Linked DNA regions of Homo sapiens: region 2 is linked to region 1. Evidence: chromatin loops called from intact Hi-C (ENCODE). Cell type or tissue: GM12878. All regions are shown on one strand. Links, peaks and the distances in the headings refer to the core of each region. The heading gives the core; the rest is flanking DNA. Region 1 overlaps CYP39A1 (cytochrome P450 family 39 subfamily A member 1). Region 2 overlaps CLIC5 (chloride intracellular channel 5).

Region 1 (16,106 bases), core at 2,893-10,892:
TCATGCTTGAATGTGTGATTTAGAAAAGAAAGAAAAGAAAACTCTACAAAAACCACAAACCTGCACAAAGACCATCACAGCCTACACAATAATACTTCTACAGGAACACCTATCTAGCACCTGGCCTGTCCAATATTGTTATTGATCTTTGTAGACAAGAATAATGATTGCACAACAATTATGTAATCCTTCTCATTTTTTCCTTTAAAAATTGTTGTCTTCCTTTAACTCTCTGAATACGCACATAGTTTACTATTGCATGCATTTTCCCATTGCCATGCTCTATTCTCAAGTAAACATCTTTTCTTAAAAATAAAAAAAAAAGATAGTAGTATCTGCATCTTGGAGTTATAGTGAGGAGTGAAATGGGTTAAATACTTGCAATACACTTAAAACAGTACTTGCCCTTAGCAAGCAGTGAGTTGATATTAGCTCCCATTATTTCTATCACCTAGACATAAGTTATTTAAGATTAAAAGTAGATGAGTAACTTAATGAAAATGTTACAGTGTCTGAATTTTTTCCCATGATGGAGAGCCGTCACTGGCAAAGACAAATCTGGGGAAACCGCCCGATGAAGAAAATACTTTAGTGGGATTTGTTTGGTGACTTGAGAACAACATGTCTTGAGATGGGTAGCCTTGGATGGGGCCCTGCCCTGAGCTGTCACTGTTCAAGTCAAATGTCCGTTCTCTGTATGGTTTTAGAGTATTGTGGTATTTGTAATATTCTGGCTTGGCAGTTCTGTCTCCCATGGTGAATGGGCTGAGAATCTGTATGGTGGATGGGGGTGTAGTTTTCTCCTGAATGCACCAGAGATGTGTGTTTCTCTATTGCTTGCATTTTGCTAAGAGCAGAGGTTTATAAGACAGGGATTCCAGAGCAGTGTGGAGGGCAGAGATAATAACACACAATTTGCCAATTCAGTTTGGTAAAGTAGAGATCCAAAGTGCATTTTACCCTCTGAAAGGTTTTATTTTAAGCACTTTTTAGGTACTAACTCATTTAATTCTCACAACAATCCTACGAGGTAGGTACCATATTATGAACATTTTATGGATGAGGACACAGAGGCACAGAGAGATTAAAGTAGCTTGTTCAAGGTCATCCAGCTCTTAAATAGCTGAGCCAGGATTTGAACAAATGCAGTGAGGCGGTCAAGCTCCAGAATCCCTACTCCTAATTACTATACTACAGTAAGGACATAAATCCCTTCACATGCCTCAAACTGCAAAACCTGGGAATGGCAGAAATGATATCTTTCATATTAAAGAAAAAGGCATGATCTCTTGTTTATTAACATCGATATTTGTCACATAGCCATGGTTTGGCAATGTTTATTTCTTTTAAACAGACATTATTGCAAGCTACGCTGGATATTGTAGAGACGGAAACAAGTAAGGAAAACTCACCCAATTATGGGCTCTTACTGCTTTGGGCTTCTCTGTCTAATGCTGTTCCTGTAAGTATATTAGTAAAGTATGAGTTACGTTGCTCTCCACTGTCCTTTCATCTTTTTTTCCTTCATTTCTGTCTTCCATTCTTTTTTCCACTCATCACTCATTATGGAAAAGAAAAAAACTACAGTGGATTTGGTTGTGAGATAAAAACCAAAACTGAATGCCTAATGAAATCTGATTAGGTTACAAAGGAGACGAAACAGATCTCAAGCAAATTCTGTCCTCTGAAAGGCAGTGTGTAACAGGATGAGGGAAAAGCTTGCCCTTTGGGGCCAGTTGTAGACAACATCTGTTTATGGAACACTTTTTGTATGTCTACCAATGTGCTCAGTATTGGTATTGAAAAGATGAATAGGGATTGGCCACATGCTTTTATTGGAAAGAGTAAGTAAATGGATAGTTTCAGGTAACTTGGGCTTGGATCCAGACATCCCAATTTGTAGTTGTAGACTGTCATGGTGGTAATTTAAATTTTCTGTGCCTCCATTTCCTAATAAGAGATAATGTACTATTTTACCTAATAAGGGTAAAAAAAGGGATAATGTATGTGAACCTCCCACTGTGGTCTTAGAACTTGGGTGCTCAATAAATGGTAATTCTCATTTCTCTACAAAGTTGTTATGAGGATTTAATAAGATAAGCCTAGCTGGTATCAATGAATATTAGCTCTTTCTCTCCATTTGTACCCATTCTCCTTCTGTGTGCCATTCCTGTTTGCATTGCTTAGCATTATGGTCCTACAAGCTTCCGCATGAATGGTGCTGGTGAAATTGGAACTTTCAACACTTCTAAAGAGAGGCAAGACTTAAAAAACTGTTTTTTGTGGGTTTTTTTGTTGTTGTTGTTGTTTTGTTTTGTTTTGTTTTTTTGAGATGGTGTCTCATTCTATCACCCAGGCTGGAGTGCAATGGCGTGATCTCGGCTCACTGCAACCTCTGCTTCCCGGGTTCAAGCGATTCCCCTGCCTCAGCCTCCTGAGCAGCTGGGATTACATGCGTGAGCTACTGGGCCCGGCTAAAAAACTGTTTCTTTTAAAATCTGTCTTGCATTAGATTAGAGCCATGAGATTTGTCTGTCACGTCATGTTCAGTGCCAACAGTTTCCTGGGCCAGGAGGTTCTCACATTAGCCTAAGATGCTACTTATATTATCTGAAATTAAAGGGTAACTTTTTAAATATACTTGTTTTCTACTAAACAGGAGGATTTAACCTATCCATGATGATATGTGTGGGCATTTTTCTTCCTTTTTCTTCTAACAGATAGAAATTAGGAAGATGTTTTAAGTATTATTTATTTAGCCTTACTTTTATAAAGGCCTAGGTTGTTAAAGGCTTTCTCAGTCATGATATTCTAGTTTCCCTTAACTTGTTGAAAAATTTACTGCATAAAGAGAAGGGATAGAAATTCTGGCCTCTTTTCTCAAAGGTATGTTAGCCAGTGGAATATACATTTCATCTGATATGGTCAAGTAAAAGTAGTCTAAACCCTTCCCCTTCTTTATGTACCTATAATATTCTTCTCTGGTTTTTCCTTAAATAATATTCTTGGAAACTGATTAAGCTATAGCAAAATTGAGAAACAAACATCAAAACAACTCTCAAAGTAGCAACAAAACAGGCACTCCTGTCAAAGAATTATTTTTCAATATCTTGTTAGAAACATCCCCCGGAAGAAAGACACACAAAGCCCCATTGATCTGACACAGGGGAAGTCGGTTCTTTGGAATTTGTTCTTGGCGCTGGTCTGAAAGGATTTAAATCATTCATTTCAGAAAGAAAGTGTCTGATGATTAGAGAATATTCCATCTCACTGGCTCTTGTTGGCACCTCCAAGAGGCAGCCTGGTGAGCAGGCAGAGATCCTGGAGAGGCTTTAGAGTCAGATCCAAAGCCAATTGCCAGCACTGGGTAACAGTGGGCCAATTGTTTAACCTGCCCAAGCCTCAGTGCCCTTATCTGTAAAATGGGATTAATGCTATACCTACCTTAAAGGGTTGTTGTAAGGATTATTTTGGTAAGAAATAGATTGTGGCTAATAGCACCTGGTTCAGCATAGGTCTTCAATAAATGCTAGTTTTCTTCCCTTACAAAAATTATCTCCCTAGTTTCAGTCAATCATTATTTTCAATGGCCCGTTAATACTGAACATAGGCTTCCAAATATTTGATGGCTCAAAGGCCCCAGAGTGGGAATATCCACTGCTATTCTGCTTTAGTGACCTTTATTGCTGCTGAGAATACCAGAAGCCCTACCAGAGGTGTAGGTGGTGGGGCCTGTCTTTTCCTGGAGCCCAGAGTATATCTATATCTCCTCTCTCCTACTTTGTACTCTGCCTCAAGGCCCATAGGACTCAGAGCTCAGGCTTCAGATGGGTTAGGCACTGGGTCACTAGGAGGCTCCATTGTGGCCCAAGATATTAACTATAATTTATGAAATTATTTTTATGGGAAAACCATTTCTAAGTTCCAAGAAATTTCTGACTGCCAAATGATTTTTTTAGAAGATTTCTCCAAACCAATCACAAAGCTGACATTTTACCTTTTTTATCTGCTGCATCTCTTACATTCTTTCTAAATACTTTCAGTAGCAATTGCTACCCCATCCCACTCTCAACTCCCACAGTATTTATTTTTTGTAACATGTGTTTGCTCTCTCACTGTCTTGTACATTTCGTTCATTTTTCTCCAATATGTATTCATATGCCCAACTAAATGTGAAAATACTTTGGACAGGAATTATCTCCCAACATATTTGTGTTTACCATGATCGGTAGAAGACTCTCTGGCATGGTATGAAGACTCCATCAAAATCTCTTTTTGAATAGATAAATCAGTACCAAAGAACACACTCAATTCATCTTCTCTTTGACACAGCAAAGATACAGAGTTTTCCTCCTTGCCCTTTCTCTCATTTGTTCTTACCTCTCCAAAACAATGGAATGACATTATGGTGGCTGCTTCTGCAGTTCAGTGAGCTGAGTGGCCCTTCTTCTTCTTGCCCATCTCTGACCTTGGACTTGAACTGTTTTACAAAATACTAATTGGTACTGTTGGGAGCAGTTTTCAACCCCTTTCCCAAATGTGGGTGCACAAAGACCTCAAAGTCACTTATTCTTGCTTATTGATGTAGTAATACATATAAACTTTTATTAACTATTTTATATGCCTTTTTATCTTTTAAAAATACTTTGGCTTTTTTAAAAATAGAAAAAATTTTAAAAACTGTAATCTGTTAAGGAAAAAGGAGACATTAAAAAAAAGTGGCTCACGCCTGTAATACCAGCACTTCGGGAGGCTGAGGCGGGCGGATCACAAGGTCAGGAGATCGAGATCATCCTAGCTAACACGGTGAAACCCTGTCTCTACTAAAAATACAAAAAATTAGCCATGCGTGGTGGCAGGTGTTTGTAGTCCCAGCTACTCGGAAGGCTGAGGCAGAAGAATGGTGTGAACCCAGGAGGCGGAGCTTGCAGTGAGCCGAGATTGCGCCACTGCACTCCAGCCTAGGCAACAGAGCGAGACTCTGTCTCAAAAAAAAAAAAAATAAATAAATAAAAGTAACAGCCATTTGTAGTTTAGCTAAATTGCTTATGTTTGTCATTTAAAAAGTAGTATCCAATTTTATTGAATCTCTAAAGCTATATTTAGGCACATACAACTATGAACATCCGTTTTGCGTAACTGAAAATCTAAGTAATATGGCTTGGCTCTGTGTACCCACCCGCATCTCATCTTGAATTGTAATCCCCACATGTAAAGGGAGGGACCTGGTGGGAGGTGATTGGATAATGGGGACAGTTTTCCCCAGGCTGTCCTTGTGATAGTGAGTGAGTTCTCATAATATCTGATGCTTTAAAAGTGTTTGGCCATTTTCCCCACCCCCTTCTTCTGCCACCGTGTAAGATGTGCCTTGCTTCCCATTTGCCTTCTGCCATGATTGTAAGTTTCCTGAGGCCTCCCCACCCATGCAGAACTGTGAGTCAGTTGAACCTCTTTTGTTTATAAATTACCCAGTCTCAGGGAATTCTTTATAAAGAAGTGTGAAAACAGACTAATACATTATGTCTTATCACTATTTTTTTCCCCAACATGAACTCTGACTCTTCAAGTAAGATGAAGTGAGTATGGAGTAGTTATTAATTGAATTCAGTAATTTAGCACTTTTATCTGTAGTTAATAGTAGAAAGGGGGCCTGAGTAGAGACAGGACAAGATAGTTCTCTGAGCATCTGTTTCATCATCTGTAAAAATGAACTAGAAAATCTCTAGGATAAATCTTTCTTAATCTGGATAACACTCCTGAAAGAAAGCCTCTAAATTGAGGACCCTTGGTTCCCCTATTCACATCGTTTATGTAAACAGTACCATATTTATCCTTGCACTATCAATTTAAAGTTAGAAAGGGAAAAATAATGAACAGTATTGAATTTGGCTTATTTGAGCACTTCTTTTCGGACAATTGCTCTTCCTCTTTTGACCACAGAGGGGAGTATTGGTATTATTTAAAGGTACATAATGTTACCTCACAAAAGAGACAGACTAAATTTAGTCAAAATATTGCATGAATCATTTCAGGACCAATTCTCCTAGATGAAATCTCTTTCATAATAAATGTATTTAGAAAAAAATGAAAGTGAAACCCACACTTCTTTGGATGATTTTATACAGGTTTTCTTTATTACGTAACCTAAGAATAGAAGCAAAACTATTTACCTGAGGAGGAAGTTAATTTTTAAGATGTAAAGCAGTATGATTTTATCTTGTAATACCACAACGAGGAAAGATATGAAATAAGTTTGAGTGGCCAAGAGAGAAAATGTGCAAATATACTATATTCAATAGCATTCAAGTGTGAAAGGACTCAAAAATTTTTTTTCTTTTATTTACTAATTCAGAGCCAAAAAAAGCCAAAAAAAAGGACTTTGTTTTTGACATTGAGTACTCTCATAATTTAGTTTACGGGATGGTTTCCTGCTGCATTTTCCTGGGCTTATTTAAAACTACTGTGTTTCAGTTGCAGAATATAAAATGTGCTAATTCACTTGTATTCTAAGGAAATTAAATCTTAAGAAATGTTTTTGTTTTGGATTAATATTCTTAAGTGTCATAACTAGTTGCTTCTGAAAATTTAATATATGCCTATATAATATTTTGTGTTACTCATTAGTAAAAATAACAACTTTTCTCATTTTTAGTGAAGATAGATGTTTAATCTATTTAAATTATATAGTTAAATTATAGTGACAAAATAAAAATTTAAATCTGGCTTCTTGGAGATATATTACATATCTCTTATTAATAATATCTAGTTGTTTTCAAAATATGCTTTCTACTAATGTGCTCTTAAGGTTAATTTAAACATCATCCTTTTTAAAAAATATATGTATGGCTAATACTAAATATGCTTTTGTTCACCTTCAAAGAAGTTCATATTTTTGATATATGTTTTTCTTTTTAAGGTTGCATTTTGGACACTTGCATACGTCCTTTCTCATCCTGATATCCACAAGGCCATTATGGAAGGCATATCTTCTGTGTTTGGCAAAGCAGGTACTAAACCTTATTATATAGGAAGACACAGCTAATAATGCATGTTTGTCACACATTATTGGCAAAGCTAAATACCTATAATTTTATAAAAATTCAACATAATCCAAAATTCAACATAATTTGTTATATATCAGGATATAAATTGATCAGGTAGAATCCTAGAGTTTAATTACTGTCAAGCATATTTTTGTGCAACTCCTTCATTTTCCAAATGATGAAATCAGTGCTATAGAGATTGTGATTTGCCTAATTTCCTTACTTAAATATATATACACCTGTTTGTTCTTCTAATGTCTTGGATCCTCACCTCAATTGAATGAATGTCCACAGTTTTCAAGTTCAGGATTTTTCAGATTTTATAAAAGTAATAAGGGTATATTCCATATATTACATAAGAGCCCTAATAGGACTGTAGAGGTCAGGTAAGGCTTGCTACCAAAGGATTATTAAAAGACAACAAACAAAAAACAAGTAAACAAAAAGAAATAAAAAAACCCTTATGGTTGTTAGAAATTTGAGGATTTAGGAGCTGCAAATAGGGATTGTTGCCTTGAACTCTTTAGTTCAGATGTCAGCTGTTTATTTATCATCTCTTTTAAAAAGCAAATACAAGCTTGAATAGAGAGTACTCAACTACTTGTTTATTCAGCATAATTTGACCAATCTGGGGAGTTGACTTTTTTAAACTTCTTAATATGTCGTATTATGTATCCTGATATAAAAAGAATAAGAAATGATAGGGTTTTCTTGGAAGAAAACAATATAATATTAGGGCAAAAGGTATGATGCCAGTTAATGGTTTTCCCTCTCCCTTCCATGATTACTGAAAATATTTTATTTAAAGTTTTTTTTTTTGGATTGCTTCTTATGGAGTTAAACCAAAAAGTAAACTGGCTTGGCAACCATGAATATCTAAGTAATATTGTCTGAGCCTTGAGTATGCGTCAGCAGATGCTGGACCTTATAGAAATGGTGAGCATCATTATCATTGAATGCCAACAATGCTAACAGGTTAGATTCTGGAAAGACACTGGTGAATATAAGAGAAGACAACTGGCCTTTGTGCAGCTTGCATCTACAAAACAAATAGAAAGGCACATGCCCACATGTCTACAAATGGAAAAAGGCAATGCACTCTTGATTGTCACATATTCTCCTTTATCATTTCCTTACTAGAGTCTTTTCCTGACTTAGGGTACTCCAAATTTGTGGCTTTAGGAAATAAAAGAGTAGAGAGGGGATGATGGGGATAACGTGGGGGGTCCTCTCTGACCCAAAGGCCACAACAGAAGTGTAACATTAATCTAAATTTCTACAAGGCTTGATTCTAGAACTCTTGAACCCAGTTCTAGTGGAGAAAGATTAAAACCTTTTTGCTTTTTCTATGTTATTGTTTATTTTTAAAACCCATTGTTCTCTTCTGACACAAAAAATGCTCCTTCGAATAGTACTACCACTGCAACAGCTACATTATATGGATGCTTTCAGTCTATAAGACACTACTGCAGAATTGAAAACTATTTATGAAAGACATCAAACTTTTTTTTTAACCATACTTATACAGAAGCTATTCAATAATCCATACATAAGATCTAGTAGCAGCTCAGGAATTTAAATGTTGTGAGAGGAGTCCACAGATCTTTGGAAGCTGATATCAAGGAAGATATCCATGTGTCCATACAAAGGATTCTGTCAAGGAAGGAACATTTAAGTACATTCGATTAGTCAGGATTCTCCAGAGAAATGGAACCAATTAGGATGTAAATAGATACATAGATAAAGAGAGAGAGAAAACTCAAAAGACATTTATTATAAAAAATTGGCTGACCTGACTATGGAGGCTGAGGAGTCCCATGATGTGCTGTTGATGCAGGCTCTCAGTGGATTGGATGGTGCACACTTACATTAGGGAGGGAAGCCTACTTTACTGAGCCCACGAATTCAAATACTCATCTGTCATCCAGAAACACCCTCACAGACACACCCAGAATAATGGTTAAACTGAATACCCCATGGCCAGTCAAGTTAACATATAGAATTAACCATCATCTAGGCATCATCTAATCTGTTGAGTTTTGTTTCTCTGGAGAACCCTGAGTAAATTTACCCACCCACATATAGGAGGGCAGTCTGCCCTACTCAGTCTACTGATTGAAATGCTAATATCAACTAGTAATACCCTCACAGACACACCCAGAAATAATGTTTAGTCAAATATCTGGGCACCCCCGATCCAGTCAAGTTACATGTACAAATTATCATCACAGGCATGGAACAGGAATCTGACTCAGCACAGCAGTTTTTCTGTTCTATGCTCTTGTCTCCCGCAAGATCACCATTTCCTTCTTGGGAAAGTCTTTTATGAATTTCCAATGCTGTATCTCTGTGGCTTCAACACTCACTTCTAGGCACTTTGCCCAACTTTCTTATAAAACAAATCTCAGGGTAAAAACTACTATTGAATACTTGCGAAAGGAAAGGGTCAGACTCATACCACTTTTCTAAAGGCAGTTAGTTCTTGAACTATCTTGATAGCTGCCTTTCAGCCTACTCTTGTGTTCTCTATTTGTTTACTTTAAAATGAAAGCTTTTTGGGGCTCCTTTGTGAAGATGCTTGCTTAGCCCCAATTATTTTGGGTGGTGCTTTTCATTATTCTACTTCCTCTAACTAATCCTGTACACCTTCTATCTAAGTCTTTATTATCTAAGTCTTTATTATCTTCCTAAGTCTTCATTATCTGCTTCTTCCTTTTCTTGTTTTACAGCTGTGTTTTTATTTTTTAATTGCACACTTTTTAATTTACTTTTTAGCAACAGGGTCTCACTTTGTCACCTGGAGTACAGTGGAATGATCATAGCTCACTACAGCCTCGAGCTCCTGGGCTCAAGTGATCCTCCTGCCACAGCCTCCTGAGTAGCTAGGACCACAAGTGTGTGCCAGCATATTGGGCTTCATTTTTTTTAATGGGACATTGGGGCAGAGGAAGGTAGAAGTGCGTTCTCAGGTTGTCATCTTGAGCTATAAGTTTGTGTGCATGTAACATGCATCAACTTATAAATAAAATTATATATATATAATCATAGATAATTAACATACCATAAAATTTATCCTTTCAAAGTGTGAAATGTAGTAGTTTTTAGTATATTTATAAGATTGCAACCATCAACACTGTCTAGTCCCAGAACATTTTTATCACCTTCAAAATAAATCCCATACCCATTAGGAGTCACTTTCTGTTTCCTTCTATTTCTAGCTTCTGACGACCATTAATTTACTTATTGTCCTGACACATTTGCCTTTTGTGGACAGTCCATATAAATGGAAACATATGATATGTGGTCCTTTGTGTCTGGCTCCTTTCGTCTAGTGTACAGTTTTATATTATAATGTTTTACATTAATTGATTTTCAGGTCTTGAAGCATCCATGCATTTCTGGAATAAATCCTGCTTAATCCTCATGTATAATTTTCTTTATATGTTGCTAGATTCAGTTTGCTAGTATTTTTTGAAGTATTTTTTTTGAAGAATCTATGTTAATAAGGAATATTGACTTATAATTTTCTTTTCTTAAAATAACTTTGTCTGGTTTTGGTATCAAGATAATTCTGGCTTTAGAGAGTGTATTTCTTCCTCTTCTAATTTTTGAAAGAGGTTATGAAAGATTGATATTATTTCTTCTTTAAACATATGGTAGAATTCACCAATGAAGTGATCTGGTCCTAAGATTTTCTTTTTGAGAAGTTTTTTGATTAATTCAGTCTTTCTACTTGTTACTGGTCTATTTAGATTATCTATTTCTTCTTGAGTCAGTTTTATACTTTATGTCTTTTTAGGACTATGTCCATTTCATCTAGATTATCTAATTTGTTGGTATAAAATTTTTCATAGTGTTCCACACAATCCATTTTATTTCTGTAAGGGCACTGGAAAACCAAATATTTCATTCCTGATTTTAGTTTGGGTCCTGTTTTACCTTCTGGGTCATTGTAGCTACATATTTGTCAATTTTGTTTTCAAAGAACTCACTTTTTAATTTTGTTTATTTTAACTTGATTTTATTTTTCCTAGTGATTTTTGTATTTAATTTAATTTTGTTCTAATCTTTACAATTTCTCTATTTAGTTCTTTAGAAAAGATTTCCTTAGTTCTTTGAACATAATGAAAATATCTGATTTAAAATCTTTATTAAGTCCAGCAACAGTTTCTTCAGGGACGCTTTCTGTTGATTCCTTTTTTTCCTCTGTGAATAATCTATTCAGACAGTCTTCTACTTATAGTGGTTCAACTCTTGATTTTTTAACTTTATGATTGTGTGAAAGTGATACACATTCAACACTGTATTTTCTTATTTCATGTCTTATTTCATGTTTCTTATTATATGCCTTATAATTCTTTGTTGAAAACTGGACATTTTAAATAATAGAATGTAACAACTTTGGAAATTAGATTCTTCCCTTTCCTCAGGGTTTGTTGTTGTTGCTGTTTATTGTTCTTGTTGTTTGTTTGATTGTTTAGTTATTTTCCTTAACTAATTCTGTAATGTTTGCATTCTTTGTCATGGGTGGCCACAGAAGTCTCTGCTCCATTATTTAGTGATCAGGTATTAACTAGACAGATATTTCTTTACCTCAGTAATTTAGAAGTCCCCATTCTTTGCTAAGGGACTGTGTGTGCATGTTGGCCATGCCTTCAACACTCAGCCAAGCAGTTGACAACTCTGCCTTAGCTTTCGCTTTCTACCTGTGCCAGAGCCTCAAGGATGGGTGTACATGACAGCTTGTGGCCTTCTCATGTCTTTCCTGAACATGAGTAAAGCCCTGGGCAAATGGATGCCCTTCTAAATTCCTGGGAATTCATTAGACCTCTGCAAAGCCACTATGAACAACTCATTCCCTAGCCTTTCATTTTCATCTTGTTGGTTTGCCTGTTGTTTGTCCAACAGTTACCTACTGACTCAGATAGTTGCAAAGTTAAACAGTTGTCTTTAAATATTTTAAACCAACACCCCTGGAGGAAAGGCTTTTCATACTGAGTGAGCTCCAAGTCATGTCAAATAAAGACAGTCTTGCAAGTAAGGTCTTCTAGGAAACTGCCAAACTTGTCGCATAATGAGAATACTGTAGTACTGAGGTTTAGAAGAAGTTCCAACCTTGTTGTGCCCTATCTAGTGACTGTGGGTTGTTGATTTTCACTGTGAATGCAGACTTCTGGCTTTTAAGGCTTCTATGGAGATATAAAGAGGGGTTTGAGAATAGGGCAGGTTAAAATGATGTTAAGCTTGATGTTCTTATCAAGATTCAACTGTTTTTTTCTTGAATAGACATTCTTGAATTGCTGCAAAACTTTGGTTAATCTGTAGAATTCTAAAAACTTGATACTTAGAATTTTTACCAAATTTCTTATTGCTTTTAAGGAGGGAACTTTAGGAGATCCTTGCTCTGCTATTTTTACTGACATCACCCTGAAATATAAGTTTTAAAATTTCTTTGGAAAACCTCCCAGGCTTATGTGGATTAACCCTTAATTCATCCATTATTTTACTTGGCCCTCAAACTTATTTTTTGAGTGCTCACCATGTGAAGGCATTGTGTGAAGTACCAGAGCTATGAAGATGAGTAAAGTAACAGTCCATGTTCTTGCAGAAACTTATGAACTAAGTGCTTTTTATAAAAATTGAAGACAGGTTTGGAAGTATCCAGAAGATATTAGGAGAGAAAAAGGAATATTTACATTGTTTCTTTGGAGACATGTACCTACTGGTAAATTCAGTAAGATTCCTGTGCCTGGAACTCTTTCTCTTACTAATCTTTCAGTCAGCTTGAATGTCTCCTCTTCAGATAGATATTTTAGTCTTACCCCATCTAAAGTCACTTTCCCCAACTCTGCCCTTGGTGATTCTCTGACTTGTCTTACTCTATATTTCCTTAAAAGTAAGACAAGTTAGAGAATCACTAACTTTTAAAAATATTTTTTATTTGTGTATTTATGTATTTACCCCACCAAAATGCAACGTCTCCAACAACAGAAACTAAACATAGTTGGTCTTTGTAGTACCTAGCTGCCTAGAACTTAAAAATTATTCAACAACTATTTACTGAATGAGTTTAATGAACAAATGTAAGAATATATGGCTAGTTTTAAGAGATAAGTATCTTGGTCTAGCCTCTGTTTGCAGCTCTATCAACCATCCCATTTGACATTTTATATGAAACGAATGTTTTATATAAAGACTTTTTGACAGTTTTCTGCACTGAATTTTGAGTTAGCAGAACCCTATTGTATGATGGTCAGTCAGTTGGGAGCCACAAAAGGAGCTAGATCCTTTATTAGGATTTCCACAGGAAAGGCAGAGAAGGGACAAGTCAACAGTTTAGCATTAGCTAGTTTGAATAATCCCCAGGGGCTCTAAACTGTAGAGTGGTTTCTAGTGGCCTGATATCTGGCCCTGAGATGATTAAGGCAGAGGAATATTGCTTCTTGGGTTATCTGGGCCAGATAGAAGGGTGTAGTTCTAGATTGGTTGATTTGCATGTCAAAGGTATGCTCCAGGCTGAGTTCTGTGCCAACTGGAAGAACTAGCTTGCCCCGAGAGGGAGAGGAGCAATCTCTCCCCAGCCAGGAAGGTTTTCTGTTTCTTTTAAAGATGTTATACATTTAAGAAATATTATTTTAAAAAAATTTACACACCCACACAAATCATTATATACAGAAAATTAAAAAAAAATACGTAATACACCTAGTCCCAGCCAATATCTTATCAGTACTTTGAGACACTGAGTAATTTCAAGCCCAGTAATCCGTATGAATGGTAAATAATGTTAACTTTTCTCTAGGTTTTTGATCTCTGTAAAGCATTTTTTTTGCCTATGGTTTTATTTTGTTCCTTAATTTTGGGTGAAACATATATTACCAAATCATTGATGATCTGATAAAGAATATTTTTGCTTTGTTATCAAATTTTGGGGTATAATTCCTAGAAATTAGTCTTTTTGTTTTAAATTTTAATTGATAAGTTACTACACATTATTTCAATTGCCTGTCATAACCTCATAATGTAGTGTGGACACTAGGGTCAGACTGCCTGAGTTGAAATCCAGGTGGAGACACTTATTAATGGTGTATCTTTACTCAAGTTATCAAGTTCTTTAAGCCTTTTTCCTCTTTGGGAAGATGGTTAATAATAATCCTCATCTCGTGAAGTTATTAGAAGGATATAACACATGTAAATTAGATAGATAGCGTAGTACCTGGCAAATCGTAATTGCTTTGTAAGTCTTAGCTATGGCCAAAACTGATACAACTATATCAGTTATATGAAATTTTATAATCCTCCCACATCATGAAATTAGTAACTGTTGTAACTTTGAGTTTTTCTACTTCCAAATATTAGTCAGTGTTGTTTTTTGAAATAAGATAGTTTTGTTGAATGTTTATAGTCAGAAATGAATTACTTTCATATGAATTGGCTGTACTTTTGGTGGTGTCAAAATGCAGCAGAAATATAGCATGAGACTATTTATGTCTAATATTGCCCTACAAGATAGGAGTAGTAGAAACAGTAATAGTTAATAGTCAGCGCTAATTAAGTAGCAGGCCCTATTTTAAGTGCTTTCCTTGTTGGCTTATTTAATCCTTGGATCATCCTTCCTAAACATTATTGTTTGCCCTATTTTATGCACGAGGAATGTGAAATCCCAATTAGATAACTTACCTAAGACCATACAGCTAGCAAGTGGTAGGGGTGTGAGTTGAGCCTAGTTTGTTTGGCATGAAAGTTGACAATACAAATCAGCAAATCTCCTTGTTTCAAAATTGTACTTAGAATCCCTGAATTATGATGCTTCAATCCAATTTCCAGCTTTATTCTGTTCCAAGTTGCTTCCACTTTAATCTTCCTAAAGCATAGCTCTGGAGGTATGCTATATGTATACTCAGAAAATGTTCCTGGAGTAACATTCATACCCCTGAGCCTGATACCTGTGGCCATGATGGTAGGTTTGACCCACTTTTGCATGCAGAATCACAATCTAACCAAGGTAGACTTTGGAATACCCACTAAAAACACTCTGCATTTTGTTTCTGCTATGTATTAACATTTATAACACTGAATATGATTTAATTCTAATATAGTTATAAAACTTTACATATAAGTAAACTTATAGATTAGAGAAAAACATTTTCTAAGCCATTCACCTCATTTTTGATTCAAAAAATATGACTACCATATTTATAACCCAGTTGTTTTCCAAAACAATATGATGTGTCTGCCAAGACAATAGAATTACCCAAAGAAATTAAGGGCCACTTAACCAGGGCACTTTAACCAGAGCGATGGTCTGTAGTTTATGTAGACAATCATCTTTACTTGTTGCATACCTATACCTTCTTCTGACCAAGGCCACCTGGACATGTAGATCCCAACCCCCCTAATTACCTCTAAGATTTTGTTCCATTGATCGATCGCCAATCTCTTGGTGGGTTCAACTTCTCTTTCTCCACTGGCTCTTTTCTCTCTCTCTGTCAGATTGTGGTATTCAGTGCACACATCCAGTGACCTCACATCTCACTCAGAATGAAATCTAAAGCCTTCAAATGGCCTCAGAGACTCTTTGTCATCTGATTCCTGTCTAACTCAACGACCTCATCTCTGCCCTTTCATCCTTGTTTATTTTACCCCAGCCACACCCATTCATTTATTAATTCAGCAAATATTTGTTGCACTCCCGTTATATGACAGGGACTGCTTTAGGAACTTGGAAATATGAACAAAGTAAATATTACTTTTTTCTTGGTGCTTACATTCTTGTAGAGGATACAGACAATTAACAATAAATGTAATACATAAGTAAACTCTAAAAGTAAAAATATTAAAAGGTGATAAATGGGTGGGCATGATGGCTCATGCCTATAATTCCAGAGCTTTGGGATTGCTTGATGCATTCAAGACCATCCTGGGTAATATAATGAGGCTCCATCTCTTAAAAAAATTGTTAGCTGGGCATGGTGCCATGCACCTGTGGTTCTAGCTACTCAGGAGGCTGAGGTGGGAGGATTGACCTGAGTCCAGGAATTCAAAGTTGCAGTGAGCTAAGTTTGC
Region 2 (16,106 bases), core at 5,108-13,107, 700 kb after region 1:
TGCTGCTTTCCCGGCTGAGGACAGAGAACCAAACGAGAAGACCCATGACTTGTCTACCCCCAAGGCAGAGCTGGCTCTCGAACCCTCGTTTTCAGACTCCACACCCAGTATCCTTTCCTCTTAGCCACAAATATCTTCTTTCATACTTGTCAAAGTGCCCTCAGAAAGATTATCTCATTTGAGCCCTCCAGATTTTTAAAATTATAAATGGTGTTTACATATTATCCATATTTACAGTTCTCCTATTCCCAAGTCCAAAGCCAGTTTCCACCAAATGCCGCATATCCATTTCTTATAAACTCAGTACTCTCCAATTTTCATTGTTTCCCCTTCTTCTGTTTCACCCTGTTTTCTTCTGTAATGAGACTTGCCCTTGTGACTCCTGCTTCCCCTAACTCATTTGCACATTTCAAAGCTCCAACATTGCTGCTTTCCCAAAGAGCCTGTCCCCAGATGTGCTATTCCACCTTCTGTTTAACAAGACACCACACATTCCTTCCCTGGAACTATAACTTGCCCACACCCCTCCCTTCCTCTTTACTTGTCCTTCCTCCCACCCAATACCCCCGAGTTGTGGTCAACTGGGTCCAAAATTCTTAGGCTTAGCAAGCCAGAGGTGAAGGCTCCTGTAAGGCTTGCCCTCCTGTAGAGAGCAGCATGGCTCCTGTGTTACGGTCCCAGAGCCCCACAGCCCCTGACCCGGGAGATGGTCCATCCCCTTTCTGCTCTGTGTGAGCTCCATGGCTGTGGCCTCTCCCCAAGAGCATCAGCATTCAGGCCCAGGCCTCCTTCCACATGCCGCCCTACATTACTTTGCCATTTTTTTCCCTCTGGATCTTCAGCTCTGCACCTAGTTCTCCAACTTTCTTTCTTTAGAGGGTTTCTCTTGTATTTTCATTTACTTTCTCTTGAGCAGAGCCCTCCCTCCCCTCTACCTGGTCACTAATGCCCCAGCCCCCATACACACACTGGCCCAGGTCATGATCCTTTTCTGCCCTCTCAAAATGAAAGCATGAGAAAAGCCAACACTGTTACATGGTTCTCCATGGTGGGTCACCTCTCCACTCCACTCCTGTGGTGGCTACAGGAACCACCAAGTAAAATTTCCCTGTTGTTCCCCAAAGCCTTGTAAGTCCCCAGCTACCACAACCGAGACCCCATCCGTGGGAGCCATCCCAGCAGTACTGGAGTAATGGAGAGAATCATCCATTAGTTTGTACATTCAGTCATTCACTGATTCATTCAAAAAACCACAAGTTATATAAAGTGACTACAAGTCCGAGCTAATATTTAAAGGGCACTGCTTATGTGCCAGGTACTGTGCTAGGTTCTGGAGTTGCCAAGGCAACGAGACAAAGTCATTGCCCTCCATGAACTAACAATCTACAGGGAGCTGTAAAACAAGTACATGTGCAATTCCCGGCCTGGGTTTGAATCCCAGCACTTCTAGCTGCACAACTTTACCCAAGAGGCTTATTCTTTCTGAGCCTCTGGCTCTGCATCTGTAAAATGGACTTTACATTCAGTTTCTTTATCTGGCAATAAGGTAATTAATAATATCACCAAGGTTTGTAATGCAGGTTCATCTATTTTATAACTCAGCGCATGTAAAACCCTTAGCGCAGTGTCTGGCCTCGTAACTGTTAAATTTGATTATTCTGATTATTGCTATTAGCACAAAAATGGGACTAAGATGAATAATGACATCAGAAACTGCTGCTTCAGCTCTTGCTTCCCCCTCAGTTAGCTCTTCCAAATCTCCCACCCATTCAGTCTATTTTCTACTTTTTAAACTTTGTTGGTGCATGGTCCTCCTCTCCAAAGTGTCATCAAGGAGCGTCAGTGGCCTGGCCCAACTCTCATACCTCAGCAGCCTTGCATTTTTTTTTGTTCCCTGAGGGACGATTCTGTGCTCCGTGTTTAGGCCTATCACTGTACTCACCCCTCCTCTGTAATTTCTAGATCCAGGTCCCCTTGGTCTGCAGTAACCAGATACTGCCTCCATGCCCCCTCCTCTCACTCTTTCCAACCTGCTCTTCACTTCACTTAAATGTAGACTGGATTTTCTCATGACTCGGTGGCAAGATCCCACATTAAGTCAGGTGCTACTTGGGGAAGTTGCTTCGTTTTCTTGTGCTCTAAGATCTCTCACCCACACGCCTGGTTTTGGGGAGAAGGATAAGGACGGTGTTTCTAAACATGCTGTGTTTCCTATGCAGAGAGGCAGGTGACTGTGTATGGCTCAACTTGCAGACTCTAAAGCCAACTACTTTAGAGTTCAGAGTTCAGACACCAGCTTTGCCTCTTGTCCTTGTAACATGGCACAGGTTACTTCAACTCTGTAATGCCTCAGTTTCCTCATCTGTGAAATGGGGGTAATAACTGTGTATACCTCATAAGTGTGCTTGGAATAATGCCCACTACCACGTTCAAAGTCAGCTGCTGGGGCCAGGCATGGTGTCTGACCCCTGTAATCCCAGCACTTTGGGAGGCCAAGGCAGGCAGATGACCGGAGGTTGGGAGTTCGAGACCAGCCTGACCAACATGACAAAACCCCATCTCTACTAAAAATACAAAAATTAGCAGGGTATGGTGACAAGCACCTGTAATCCCAGCTACTCAGGAGGCCGAGGCAGGAGAATCACTTGAACCCGGGAGGCGGAGGTTGCAGTGAGCCGAGATCACGTCATTGCACTCCAGCATGGGCAACAAGAGTGAAACTCCATCTCAAAAAAAAAAAAAAAAAAAAAAAAAGTCAGCCGTTGTTCTGAGCAGTTATCTCGGGTAGACAATTGTACCTTAGCAGAGAGTTCTGGTATAAAAATGCAGTTTGAGGGGTTATACATCTTTAGATGATTAAGACGATGCCCAAGGATCAATCACATAGATGGGATGACAGAGGGAGAGGAGTCAAGGAGGAAGAGAAAGAAGGACTAGCCAGGGAGGATGGAGGAAATCGGGGGTAGTGGGGAGGGCATAAAGATGGGAAAGCAAGCTTTATTGTTGTTGTTGTTGTTTTAAAAGAGTGATCTGTGTTATAAAATGCTGCAGAGAAGGTCCTGGGAGACTTTTGCCTGCTATGTGCAGCTCCCTGAAAGTGTTCTTGGATATCCTTTTCTGTCTGCTTTTCTCATGTGGAATCCACCCATTACTCAGATTCTACACAACCAGAGAGAGCTCAGTCTGATGGAGGAAGCACAAACCCTGCTCCCTTAGAAAGGGGAGGACCAGTGGGTGATGATAGGGAACTGGATCAGGAACCCACATGGGAAGAGTGCTCGTGGTCCTGCGAAAGAGCATCTTTGAGATGGGAGAAAGCAGCACTGCATTTAGATTTGGCTGGAGGGGTTCCTCCTCTGAGCCCCACATTCACTTTTTCAATCTTGCAGGGAGAAGTTATGCCCTGGGTTTAGACCTGGAGGTTCATAGAGTGCTGAAGTAGAAGGCTTGAGGGAGGGCACAGTGTCATCCATGCCCCTTTGGCACATCCTGCAGCATCCCTGTAATTAGCAAGCAGTTAGGTCTGTCCTCCCCCTTAATCATGCTCTCTACCCAGCCTGCCTGGCACATGGTGGAGTTCAGCAAGGGCCCAGGCCTCCACCTTCTGCAAGCCAGTGCCTCCACCTCTAGCAAGCGTCGCTGTGAAACACCCCTCCCCGCCTGCCACTGGAACACCCCTTTGGCTCCTTGGGTTTGTCTCTTCCCTAAAGGGGTTTCTTTGACACCTACTTTAACATGTCCCCCACTCTCTGTCATTCCTAAGAGGATGTGGACTTCTCCCTCTGAATATCTGTCTTACATTTTGCATTTCTTACCCTCAATCTGCCATTTGAACAGACTCTAAAAATCCCTGCAAATCTCTTGGTTTTCAAGAAATTCATTTTAGTTACTTATCATAATCTAGGCAGAAAGTGCTATATTTCACTTTATTTTCCACAATCTCTCTTTCCTTATGCTTCAATCCTAGCAATACACATGATTTATTTCATGTTCTGTCCCCATCGCATATGGCAGGTAATTAACAAATGGATCTAATGTGCATCTTGAATGCTCTATTTTGATTAACTAATTTGAAAAGTCTCCTACCCCTTTTTAAAATTTCTTCCAGGTCTATCATGTTTCCCTCAGATACAGTTAATGTCCTACCAAGAATTACCATCCTTGTTTTTGGTGCCAGTGTCATATTCTCATGTGCTTTTGCCCCTTTTCTTTTTAGCTGGAGAGGAAGTAGGCATGCCTATGCCTGTAGCCTAAGACAAAAATTCAGTATTTCTCCTGCTCTATTCACGCTGACCACCTTCCATCCAACCTCCTTTTGCGCAGCCCACTTCCACAGGACTCCCTTTCCCCTAGTGAGAGGTCTGAAAAGCCCCAGGGGCAATAGTATCTCATCTGTATCACATGCAGTCTTGGGGCTTAAGCTCTCTCAGGCCTCCCAGGCGACCTGCACTAAGTGGTGTTTTGCCCAATCTGGATGGTTTTAGTCTTTCAAGGCTTCCTTTGAATTCCCTCTTTTCTTCCCCCTTCAAGTCCACTTTTCTCTCTTATTTCCACCTCTGTATTCCTCTGTCTTGGGGGGCCTTCTTTCTATTTTAAAATTTATACTCCACTTGTTCCAGAAAGGCTTTATAGCTACTCCCAGGGATGCATAAAGCACGGCAAACCAACAAAGGCCAAGAGGAGGTGAGAAAGAAAAACAAGGAGACAACCATCAAATGGAGCCCTGGGTGAGCTAAAACAGTCAGGGCAGCCCCGGGGCCTTCGTGCGCCACACAGAAGGTAGACCACAAATTTGGCTCTAAACTTGTGAGCAGACAAAGCAAAACAGGGCCCCTGGTCAGCTGCAGCTCGGTCCTCCTAGAAGATAAAAACAAACCAGCCTCCCAGAAGAATAACAAATATTCCTGCTGTGAGCCGCAGGCACGGAGGAGCTGTGGTTTCCATTTTCTTTGGCTCTCCCCTCCTGTGACTTCTCTTTCAGGCTGCTGTAGACTCCAGGCCCTGCTGACTTCCTGCTGCTCTGACTCCTCTCCATCTTCCCCCACCTGTGAGCTGTGCTCCTCCCGATCTCACAATCCCTGTGTTCTCTCTTCACCTGAAACTCACTTTCTTCCTTTCTCTCCATCTTCTCTGGAAGACTCAGGAGACCTCCCTGCAGCCTCAGGCGTGTGTCGCCAACCTCCCTGCCCCTCTCTGTCCACCCAGCACATGGGACACAGAACAGCCTGTCTGGGCTTATCTATTTTCATCAAGATGAATGGGCTCCTGCACTAGATGTGCAAAGATGTACCCCTTTCACTCGCAAGGCTGCACCTAGTTCTCTTTTTATGGAAGACTCTGAGATGTCCTAACATACTCTTCCTAAAATACTTGTCCTAATAAGGTGCTTCTAACTTCCGAAAGAAAGCCCTAAAAACCTTCCTTGGTATCTGTGACGTGCTGGGCATGTGCTCAGATTGCATTGCCCTTCATCAGTTGTAACTGCAGTGGCCATGTTTTCCAAACTGAAAATCAGATGCCTAACAAATTGCCTTCATTGAAAATAATCAAATTATAAGAAATTGGTACTGTCCCAGGAAATCCAGGACACATGTCCCCAGATGAAAAGCACCTGGTTAGGGCTAAGCCCTCTGCTTCTCCTTTCTCTCCAATCCAAGCTCAAACGTGGTTACCAGAGGGCGAGGGAGTGTACCCTAGTTCCCACCACCTCCTGGTTCCCAATTTGTTGCTGGAACAAAAAAGTGGCCATTAGCCACACAGGTCCCTGAGCAGTCTTGGTTCTGTTTCCAAATAAAGGCCAAGGTTTCCACCTCCCTAAGGCTCACATCAGAGGCTCCTCTTTCTGGAACCTGGAAGCTCCCTGGGCTTATTCTGGAAAAATTGATTGTCCCTGCCACATAGAATGGAAGAAGACTCTCGGGTTATTCTAGGAACCTCAGTGAGTTTATCTCAGAATTTGGATGATCATTCCCACTGAATGGGAACGTGATTGAAGGAGGACATTGTGGTTCTTATTAACACAATATCAATGACTGTCATCCTGCCTCTCTCATTTCCCTTCCTCATCTCCTAGAGCCCTCATATAAGGCAGCAGGGGCAAGCCAGCCACAGGTGCATTCCTCGCTCTTTCCTTGTCTTCTTGTTCCATTCAGGCCCGAATCTTCAAATTGCTCCTGTCTTCTCCTTCTAAGAGGTGCCACCTGCAGTGGGTCATGCTCCTGGCTGATGCTGCTAGAAAAAGAACTCATCTGTATCACTGGCGGTCTTTCTTTTCCTTCCAGGTTTTCATGGTTTGTGTCCCCAACAACTCATCCCTGTCCTCCCATCTTGCAGACTGCCTGGTGTGACCACACCGACAGACTGATTCCTGCAGCCGGCTCTGGTCCTCCCTACCCCGGGGGTCACAGTGCTTCCTTCCCTTCGCTCCCTTTTAATAAGATCTTAAGACTCTTAAAGTAAACGTATTAAGCAAGATCATCCTCATTTGATGTATAGAAAATTTAGGCTTACACACTTCAGCTCAACATTAGAAAGTTTACAATTAGGCCGGGCATGGTGGCTCACGCCTGTAATCCCAGCACTTTGGGAGGCCAAGGCAGGCCGATCACGAGGTCACGAGTTTGAGACCGTCCTGGCCAACATGGTGAAACCCCGTCTCTACTAAAAATACAAAAATTAGCTGGTCGTGGGGGCATGTGCCTATATCCCATCTACTTGAGAGGTTGAGGCAGGAGAATTACTTGAACCAGGGAGTTGTAGGTTGCAGTGAACCGAGATGGTGCCACTGCACTCCAGCCTGGCGACAGAATGAGACTCCGTCTAAAAAGAAAAAAGAAAAGAAACTTTAAAATTAAATCTGTAGAATGGACTGCCAGCAAAAGAAGTGAGTATCCCATCAACAGAAAGGACCAAAAAGAGGCTGGATCTTTGGAGGCAGGAACTGCCTAATCTAAGGTGTCATTGATTGTACGACACTATTATTTTAAATACTGGCTGGGCACAGTGGCACACACCTATAATCCCAGCACTTTGGGAGGCCGAGGTGGGCAGATCACTTGAGGTCAGGAGTTTGAGATCAGCCTGGCCAAATGGCAAAACCCAGTCTCTACTAAAACTACAAAAAAATTAGCCGAGCATGGTGGCGCACACCTGTAATTCCAGCTAGTTGGGAGGCTGAGGCAGGAGAACCACTTAAACCCGGGAGGCAGAGGTCGCAGTGAGCCAAGATCATGCCACTGCACTTTAGCCTGGGTGACAGAGCAAGATTCCATCTCAAAAACAAACAAACAAACAAACCTCTAAGAAACAACAACAAAATGCTATCACTTAAACAAAGTGTTTTCACTTAACCTCTCATATTTTGATTGTAAGACATTGCCTGATTTCACAGATGTTAAAGAGTGAAAAAAATGTGCACCTTAGACTTGAGACATAATAGTGGACTTTCACAGTCCTTTCCAGATCTAACCTTTTATTACTTCCTTGAGGCTATTCAGTGACATGTCAGACCCTCCTTTTGCTTGACCTTGAGCTGCCCTGTTGGAAAAAAAGTGAATCAAGTTCAACATTGCTTCTAAATTGCCCTGGGATAGCGATACTAGCTCCATTTCCAGTAAATAGCAACTCTGTTCTCTGTCCCTCTTGCCTGGAAACAGGTAGCTCTTCCTCATAAGTCAGGGCTTGGCAAACTTTCTCTATATAGGGTCAGATAGTAAATAGTTTAGGCTTTGCAAGCTACATAGCCTCTACCAGACTCTGCTCAATTCTGCTGCAGGAATCATAAAGCAGCCACAGATAATATGTAAACAAATAAATAGGGCTGTGTTCCAATAAAACATCATTCGTGGACACTGAAATTTGAATTTCACATCATTCTCACTTCATGAAATATTATTCTTCTTTTGACTTTTTTCCAACCATGCAAAAATGTAAAACACAAAACAATACTTAGCTTGAGGGCAGCATGAAAGTAGGCAGTGAACTGGATTTAGTCCTTGGACTGTAATTTGCTGACCTCAATCTTAGGCAGTCCGTGGCTACAATAGCAAGTTCTGTTAATTTCAGTATGCCTCAGCCTCCTCAACGGTAATATGGAGATTGTAATAGCACCCTCTCTTGAAGATTTGTCATGTTAATTAGATGAATTAATGCATATAAATCACTTAGGACAGTTCCTGGCACACAGTAGGCACCAATATGTGATAGCTATTGCTGCTGCTGTTGCTGCTGCTGCTATTAATTTCACAGTGCTCCCCCCGCCTCCATACCTAGTGTCCACCCTTTGGACTGGGCAGCCCAGCTTTCCCTGTAATGAGGAAGCATGTGCTGCCCTCTTCTGGCAGGCAGAGGAATCGTCGCCAGAGCCAGCTGATGTGATTTATTCAAGGCCTGTGGATTCGAAAGGGTCTTCCTATACAAAGATTCAGTTTTATCTAAGCCAAAGCTTAGACGGTTCAAACAAGGCTAGGTCTTCTTCAAGGCTCAAAGCCACCTTCCATTATCTGTCCCCCACACCAAGGGAAGGGCATGTCCACCAGGCCTGACGGATCTACCATAGGAGGTCCCTGGCTGCCCCTCCCAATGACAACTACCCCCAAATGCTTCTTTCTCCCTTTCCTCTTCTCCTTCTACAATCTCGAGTCTTTACATTTACGAACTTCCTTGACCTAAAATAAAAAAGTGCTTGAAAGGATTCAGAGCGGCCTGGGAGGGCTGTTAGCCTAGAACTAACAAGCCCCTTATTATCAAAGGCCCTGTGCTTTCCCCCAGGCGTCATGAAAGCCACTGCTGCTGGGGGGTAGGTGGGGAGGAGGGTGAGGGACAGTGAAGTGGGGCATTTTTTCCAGATTCCCAGGATGTGGTGAGCCACGTTTAAAAAAGAGTGTGTATATTTATTATTCCAAGCCACTTCAATCATAAGGCGCTTCATGCCTTCTCCCCTTCCTCCCTCCCAGCCCCCAGCCCCCGTGTCACAGTGGCCCTGTCTGGAGGGCCTGGCCATCCAGGGGATGGATGCGGCACCCCCCTTCTCATTCTGCCTTGTGCTCTGCCACAGGCCTGATGAGAAAGCTAAGGCCGTGTGTAAAAAGCAGCAGGAATGTGAAACCTAATTACCCTGTAGCATGCTCAGAAACAGAGTCACTTAGGTGGCCGTGGGGCTCCATGTCTACTCTGTTGGAAGCAGTTCTTTTGGAGGACAGTTGGGTCCCAGGAAGACCGCTGCAGAGGCCTGGGAGCCCCACGGTGGGCTGTTATCAGGCCATCTTGGTGAAGGCTCCTGGGTGGTCAGGCCGACCTCCACAGCAATGCGGATAACATGTGACCGTCTCACCACTTCCTCATAAAGCAGCCATTGCTGTCTCCTTTCAAAAACGCCTCTGGTCACAAAGGGACCCTTCAGGCTGCCTTCCTTGGCAACCCCTGTGTGCAAATAGCCAACTAGGGGTATTTTGTTTGTTGGTTTGTTGGGTTAAAGTTTTGCTTTGACTAGCATTCTTGTAAGGAAAAACAAATAACCTAGGCTCGGTGGGACCCACCTCGGAGGTCTGGTGGGCTCTGCACTTGCATGTCCTCGTCTCCTCCCTCATGGAGGGTCCTTGGGGCTGAGGGCAGGAGGGAGAGGAGTGGGCAAATGCTTCCTCTGGTCCCTCCCATGAGCTGCCTGAGGGATTCCTCCAGAGGGTCTTTGATTTGGTTCATTATTGAGGTGGATGCTTCCAATTTATAATTTAACAAATCTTGCTCCTGAAACGAATCCTTGGGCAGTTGTAAGGAAGGCGGTTGGTGGTGGCGTGGCCTGTTGAATGGGGCAGGCATGGGGAGAAGGGGGTGGGGAGAGCTGGGCCCTGCGTGGGTGGGCGCATTCATTAGTGGAATTTTGCTGTGTGGGCTCCTGGACTGGAGTAGAGCGGAGACCACCAACACCATTCCATGTGGTGGAATTTCCCGCTGTCTGACCAGAATGAGTTCTCCTGGCCTGGCCTGGATGCAGATCAAGACCTGGGGAATAAAGGAACGTTAAATAACTGATTTGCACATGAGTTAAATGTTCTTTCACCTCTTCCTACCGTTACCTCATCCTATGCAACCAACACCTCTTGTCTTTGTGCAGTCTACACATAGGAACCAAATACGTTTCTCAATCTCTCTCTCTCTACACACACACACACACACACACACACACTTATGCACTTCGTGTGTGTTCTGATGTTCTTATGTACTGGCAAAGGCCATCACATACCTCCTTAGACAGGCTCATTTCAATTAATCTAAAAGAAAGTGCTTACATGCAAAATTATATTCATGATGGGACACAATATATTCATGATGGGACACAATATCCCACTAAGCACAGGATATGCAGACCACAGAAGTACAATAGTGTGTCCATGGGTGTGTGTGTCTACATTTCATTGTGTGTGTGTAGGTTGAAAGTATCACAGTTGGTTTATACAATTACTACATTCATAACCCCTTGTCTGTGGTTAGGACGTAGCTTTGAGGAAACTTTTTCCAAGTTTCTGCTGACCTTTAGGGGAGAATATCTCTGGATAAGTTAACCTGTAGAACAGATTCCCTCATTTTTGGTAGAGCTGGGGCTGAAAATGACAAGATGTGAAATCCAGGTGGTGCACTGAACCTTCTAGCAAAAGCTTCAGCATTTCTCAGCTTTTAAACATCTTTTGCTACCAACTAGTGTTGCAAAGACATAAGAACTAAAACCAGGGATTAAATCTAGTCTGGTATTCTGACTTTATCAGCAGTTTAGAGAGGGTAATTTGTTGGGAAAAAGTTGCTACATGGAACTTTGGCTTTAAAACCCCAGGCTTTCTTTCAAATCCTGCTCCAGCGCCGTCTTGCAGGAAGGCACTCCACCCCATCTCAAGCTTGTTTCCAGGCTGAGCCGGAGTAGCCTCATGAGTTAAGACAGGCACAGACTTAAGGCTTAAGCATAAAGCAGCACTTCTTTTCATTCCTCTTGTTAGCCAGACCATTTTCTACCTTGCGAATACATTTGAATCCCGTGGGGGTTTTAGAGGAAGAATAACCCCCATAGGTTCTTAGTTGGAAGGGACCCCTGTAACAAAAGACAGATTAACAAGAGAAAAACAAGCAGAAGTTTATTAACATGTATATTTTCTATAATGAGGAGTTCTCAAAGAGATGGCTTTGAATTCTAGTTTCACAGCATCCTCATCAAAGGACAGTAAACTTTTAGAGATGTGACAAGGGAAAAAACACTTTGAGTCTCTAGGGGCAGCAACTTCGGGGGATAGCAAATGAATGGCAGATAAAGGCCAGTTAGCAAAGCTTGTTCAATGTAGATTCCTGCAGGGCCATCTCCAGGAGCATAAGCGTCTTAAGTTGTTTTCAGTGGTTCTCCCTGGTAGAAGGGGGGAGGCAAGATACGTTTTGTCTTTGTAAATCTACGTCCTGCTTTTAGACAAATAGAGGGAGGGCAGAGAGCTTTACTGCCTCTGTTTCTTCTGAATTGTCTTCATCTCAACAATCCTTCCTATTTTGGGGGTGGCATATCCTGGTTTCCCACAGGGTCTTGTTACGAAGCAGATATTGAGGTAGTGGATCTGGGGCAAGGCCTGAGAGCTCCCAGGCGATTCGGACACTGTTGGTCCAGGGCTGTGCTGTGAGAAACAGGGTTCTGAGCAGCTGTCTCTGTGAGGAAGCATGCTGGGTGTGCCTCCTTCATCATTGTCACCCCAGACCCCAGCTCAGCATCTGACCCAGGGCAGATGGTCCATCAATATTTGTTAAATGAGAGAAAAAAAAGTATACAAACACTTCAACACACCTCTACCTTGTCTATGCCTTTGCTTGGGAGATGATGACGGGGCCTCATCAGAGCCACGGGCACGTCCTCCAGCCACTTCCTGTCCCCGCTGTGGAACCTCACCTTTTAAATCTGTCCCCATGTTGCAGACTCCCCTATGCTCTGACTGTATTTATTTAAAACTTCCCAGTCCCCATTTAAATCCTATGATGTTCTGTGACTAGCATTGTCTTTGACGTGAGAACATACAATGCTTTTGTAGCCTCTGTTATATGATATCAAGCTTCATGGTGAATAATCTCACTTAGAACCAATCAATAAAAGAATGCAAGAACCTGAGCAGCTCTCCTCACTAGGATGGCCAGTGTGCTGGCGGGCTTCGCTGAAGTGGGATTTTTCTTTTCACCATTATTTTTATAACCACATTCAAGGGAAATTCTATTTGGTGTTAAAAGTGATACTTCACCAAGAGTCAAAAGAGAAAACACAGAAGGCTAAATTCTAGACTTTTTTCAGCTAGCAGCCAGAGGTCAAATTATTTTTCTAAGACCCCTGGTGGACAAAGCATTTAATGATCTGGATCAAGGTAAATAAAATACGTTTCTCTGGCCGGGCGCGGTGGCTCATGCCTATAATCCCAGCACTTTGGGAAGCCGAGGGGGGCGGATCACAAGGTCAGGAGTTCAAGACCAGCCTGGCCAATATGGTGAAACCCCATCTCTACTAAAAATACAAAAAAAAAAAAAATTTAGCCGGGTGTGGTGGCGGGTGCCTGTAGTCCCAGCTACTCGGGAGGCTGAGGCAGGAGAATGCCATGAACCCAGGAGGTGGAGCTTGCAGTGAGCCGAGATCACACCACTGCACTCCAGCCTGGGTGACAGAGCGAGACTCCATTTCAAAAAAAATAAAAAAAATAAAATATATATATATATATGTATATGTATGTATATATGTGTGTGTGTGTGTGTATGTGTGTGTGTGTATATATGTTTCTCTGTGCTAGTGTCTAGAACCTCTTCCCTTCCAGAACATTCTGGGGAGGGGAGGGTTGAGCCACGTGATTTCTCAGACCTCCTGCACTCAGCTCTAACTCTGATGGTCTCATGCCCACTGATGTTTGCAATGATAGTTATCCATGTTCTGTTTCCATTGTGGGGACCCTAAGATGAGTTTTACTCAACATTTTGCCCAGGTCTGAAACTGCCTCAGTCCTACCTGAGTCGTTTGGCAGAGAGGTTGATGCTAACCTATGCTTCTCTCTTGGCTCTGATAACAAAGTGGCTGGGACTCTGTGGGAGGGTATCTCAGGCCAAACTAATTGAATCCCTTCATCTATCCTCAAAAGACCAAGGGCTACTATTATACAAAGAAAGGGAACTGTTGTTCCTCTACAGAGTTAAAGCTTATTACATAAGTATATAAATAGAGTCACATGATTTTAGGGTCCTTCATCTTTCCTCAAACCCCACTGAACGGCTTATTCTTTCAACAAATACTTATTCAGTACCATACGCTGTGCAAGGTGCTAGAATAAAAGTGAAATAATGAGGCTGAGCGCGACGGCTCATGCCTGTAATCTCAGCACTTTGGGAGGCCAGGGCAGGCGGATCACGAGGTCAGGAGTTCAAGACCAGCCTGGCCAATATGGTGAAACCCAGTCTCTACTAAAAATACAAAAATTAGCCAGGCGTGGTGGCACGCGCCTGTAGTCCCAGCTACTTGGGAGGCTGAGGCAGAAGAATTGCTTGAGCCAGGGAGATGGAGTTTGCAGTGAGCTGAGATCGCACCATTGCATTCCAGCCTGGGTGACAGAGCGAGACTCTATCTCAAAAAAAAAAAAAAAAAGCGGAATAATGACATGTTGGCATGTTGGCAATACCTATGTATATTGGCAAATGTTGTGTTTGGCTGTTTGTAATAGAAGCCTGACTACAGTGGCTAAAGCAAACATGTATTTTATTAGCAAAACCTATATAGCATTTTACTATGAACCATGCCCTGTTCTAAGCACTCTTGATAAATGTTTACTTCTTAAGAGGAATTTGCTTTTCTCACATGACAAGAAGTCCAGAGAGTAGAGAGTTCCAGGCAAATGTAGTTGCTGAAAGAAGTCGAGAATTGAGCTGCTGCTTAGAGCTCCTAATTCTCCATCTTTCGTGTGTGACTTTCATTCTTGTTTCACAGGATGGTTGCTCCACCCCCAAACATCACATCCGCATTCCAGACAATGCCAGCCGCATCTATCTTATCTTTCCCAGAAGCCCATTGATTAATTTCTACCGATATCTCTTTAGCCAGAACTTGGTTATTTGGCCTTCTGTAGCTGAAATTCTGGGAATCTAGGAAGATGAGTATTTTTGATAGGGCACATTGCTACCCTGAAAATATATATATATATGGGCTCTGTCTTCTACTAGTAACAAATAAAAGGAGACTGAATTCTTGTATATTCAATTCTTATATATTCACTTTCAAGTTAAGGTGATATTTTTTCTCTCTCTGGTGAAAATACCTGTCCTAGCCATTGCCAAAAAGGACACACTATTTTAAATTCTCCTTTGGTGCTGGAAAAATCTGAGTCATTTACCCCCTACTAGATTTCAGGAAACAGAAGTATAAAATTGCACATTTAATTTGCTACACACTTCAAACTTTAGGAGATGCAAGACTCATGTAGTAAAAGCTGTGCAACTCAAACATCCAATGGGTAGCTTCTCCCCACAAACTGTAATTTTTGCTGGGGCACATTAGGGTATCCAGGGAACTGCTCTGAGCAAGGGGGAGGGAGGTCCAGGTGTACTTGTAGCATATCTGGGGAATTCTGTGTAAGTATCAGTCACCCCCAACCTTTAAGGTTGCCCCATTTCACATCTGTTATGATGAAGGCTTTCGGCTGGGGGACTGTGGTTCTGGCTGTAGAGTCAGAATGAAAGGAACAGCTGAATATCCCTGTTCATGTCAGCATTTCAGGGCAGAGGATGAGTCAAGCACGATGTTTACTGAGCAGAGCCAGAGGCAAGAGCCACTTTTTTCTTGCAGCTCTAAGAATTTTTTGTTGCTTTTTTTGTATGCTTTGTTTCTCATACATCAGCATCATCATGCGTTGCACATACACATTGTACATAACAACTGCTTACAGCATGCCGGGCACTGTACTAAGCCCTCTGCAGGTGATGACTCAATTATTGCTCCCAGCAACCCTCTAAGGTATGCCATGTTATGATCTCCACTTTGCAGAGAAGGAAACAAGCACCGGTTAAGCAACCTGCCCAAGCTAGTATGTGTCAGGGTCAGGACCCCAGCCCAGGCAGCTGGTCCCATGATCTGTGCTCTTGACTTGCGTATATTAACATTTAATATAATCCACTATTTAATATGTATGTAGTGCTGAATTAAACAAGAGTGTGTCATTTAGGAAATGGTGATCAAATCAGTTCACGATCCGATGAATACTCAATGAATGACTACCATGTGTATTTCCTTAAATATACTCAACACTTCCCACCTTCCCCATCAGGGTCCTCACCCAGCAATCCATGTGGGGAAAGGGGCACAAAGTTGGCCCACAGTGGGCACCGAATAGATGCCTGTTTAACAAATAAAAGAATGGGCAACTGGAAGAGAATTTGTAGGATATTCACAGAATCACCAAATCCAGTAATTATTTCAGTCTAGCATTGCAGTGGCACAGAGGCAGTTTTTAAGTTTGTGAATGGCTCTTATGTAAAAGATGTGGCTATTTGAGGATGAAACAAGACAAAATGTGGTGAATGTACTTCAGCCTAAGTGTTTTGGGGGAGGGAGAATTGAGAAAAATCTCTAGGTCTAAACGCTGGAACGGATGACTGATAAAGTTAGAATCTCTCTTAACCAGCTCATTCTAAGTGTGTGAGCATCCGCATTAAACCTAATCTATGGCCTGATACTTAAAAATAACCTGTTATAAAGTAACCATAAAAAAACTCACAGATTTCAGCCTGATTCATTTGGCCACATAAACTACAATCAGCATTAATAGCTTCCGTCAGCATTTATGCCGTACTTTCTATTAGCACGATGGGTTCTACAATCATTTATGAGTTTCTGGAAAGTCTAATAGAAAACACACGTACATGTTCTCTGTGGAAAATACACAATAGGTTTTTGGGGAGTTTTTTGTTTGTTTGTTTGTTTGCTCAGGGATAAGCCAGAAGGTGTCGCCACTGCCCCATGGCTAAAGTCTGGGCCGGGTTCCCTAACCAGAACTTCTCCCCTGATCACTCCTGAGCTCGCTAGCTCTGCAGCTTCCTCCCACATTCAGTCAGTCTCTCTCTCTCTC

Evidence for each region. Hi-C counts contacts between places; a loop is a spot of excess contacts. Peaks named below come from ENCODE experiments on the same cell type or tissue, not always from the same donor. Only the 100,000 strongest peaks of a DNase experiment are listed, where the experiment ranks them.
Region 2: a loop joins it to region 1, with 8 times the contacts of the local background. A loop is called at or near these places in 10 of 110 quality-filtered maps.

The regions. Positions count from the first base shown.
Region 1 is chr6:46,616,319-46,632,424 of GRCh38, reverse strand. It overlaps CYP39A1 (cytochrome P450 family 39 subfamily A member 1), which reads left to right. Exons shown (of 12, transcript NM_016593.5): 6 at 1,355-1,462; 7 at 6,917-7,007. Among named protein-coding and RNA genes, the nearest start is that of CYP39A1, 28 kb to the left of the region's middle. In GM12878, for the core only: a CTCF peak has its summit at 5,936; a DNase peak (open chromatin) is centred at 6,004.
Region 2 is chr6:45,922,845-45,938,950 of GRCh38, reverse strand. All of the region lies in intron 4 of CLIC5 (chloride intracellular channel 5), which reads left to right. Among named protein-coding and RNA genes, the nearest start is that of CLIC5, 85 kb to the left of the region's middle. RefSeq lists enhancers at 10,896-11,559, 11,560-12,224, 14,496-14,645. In GM12878, for the core only: a CTCF peak has its summit at 8,343 (motif pointing left); no DNase peak of the experiment used is centred there.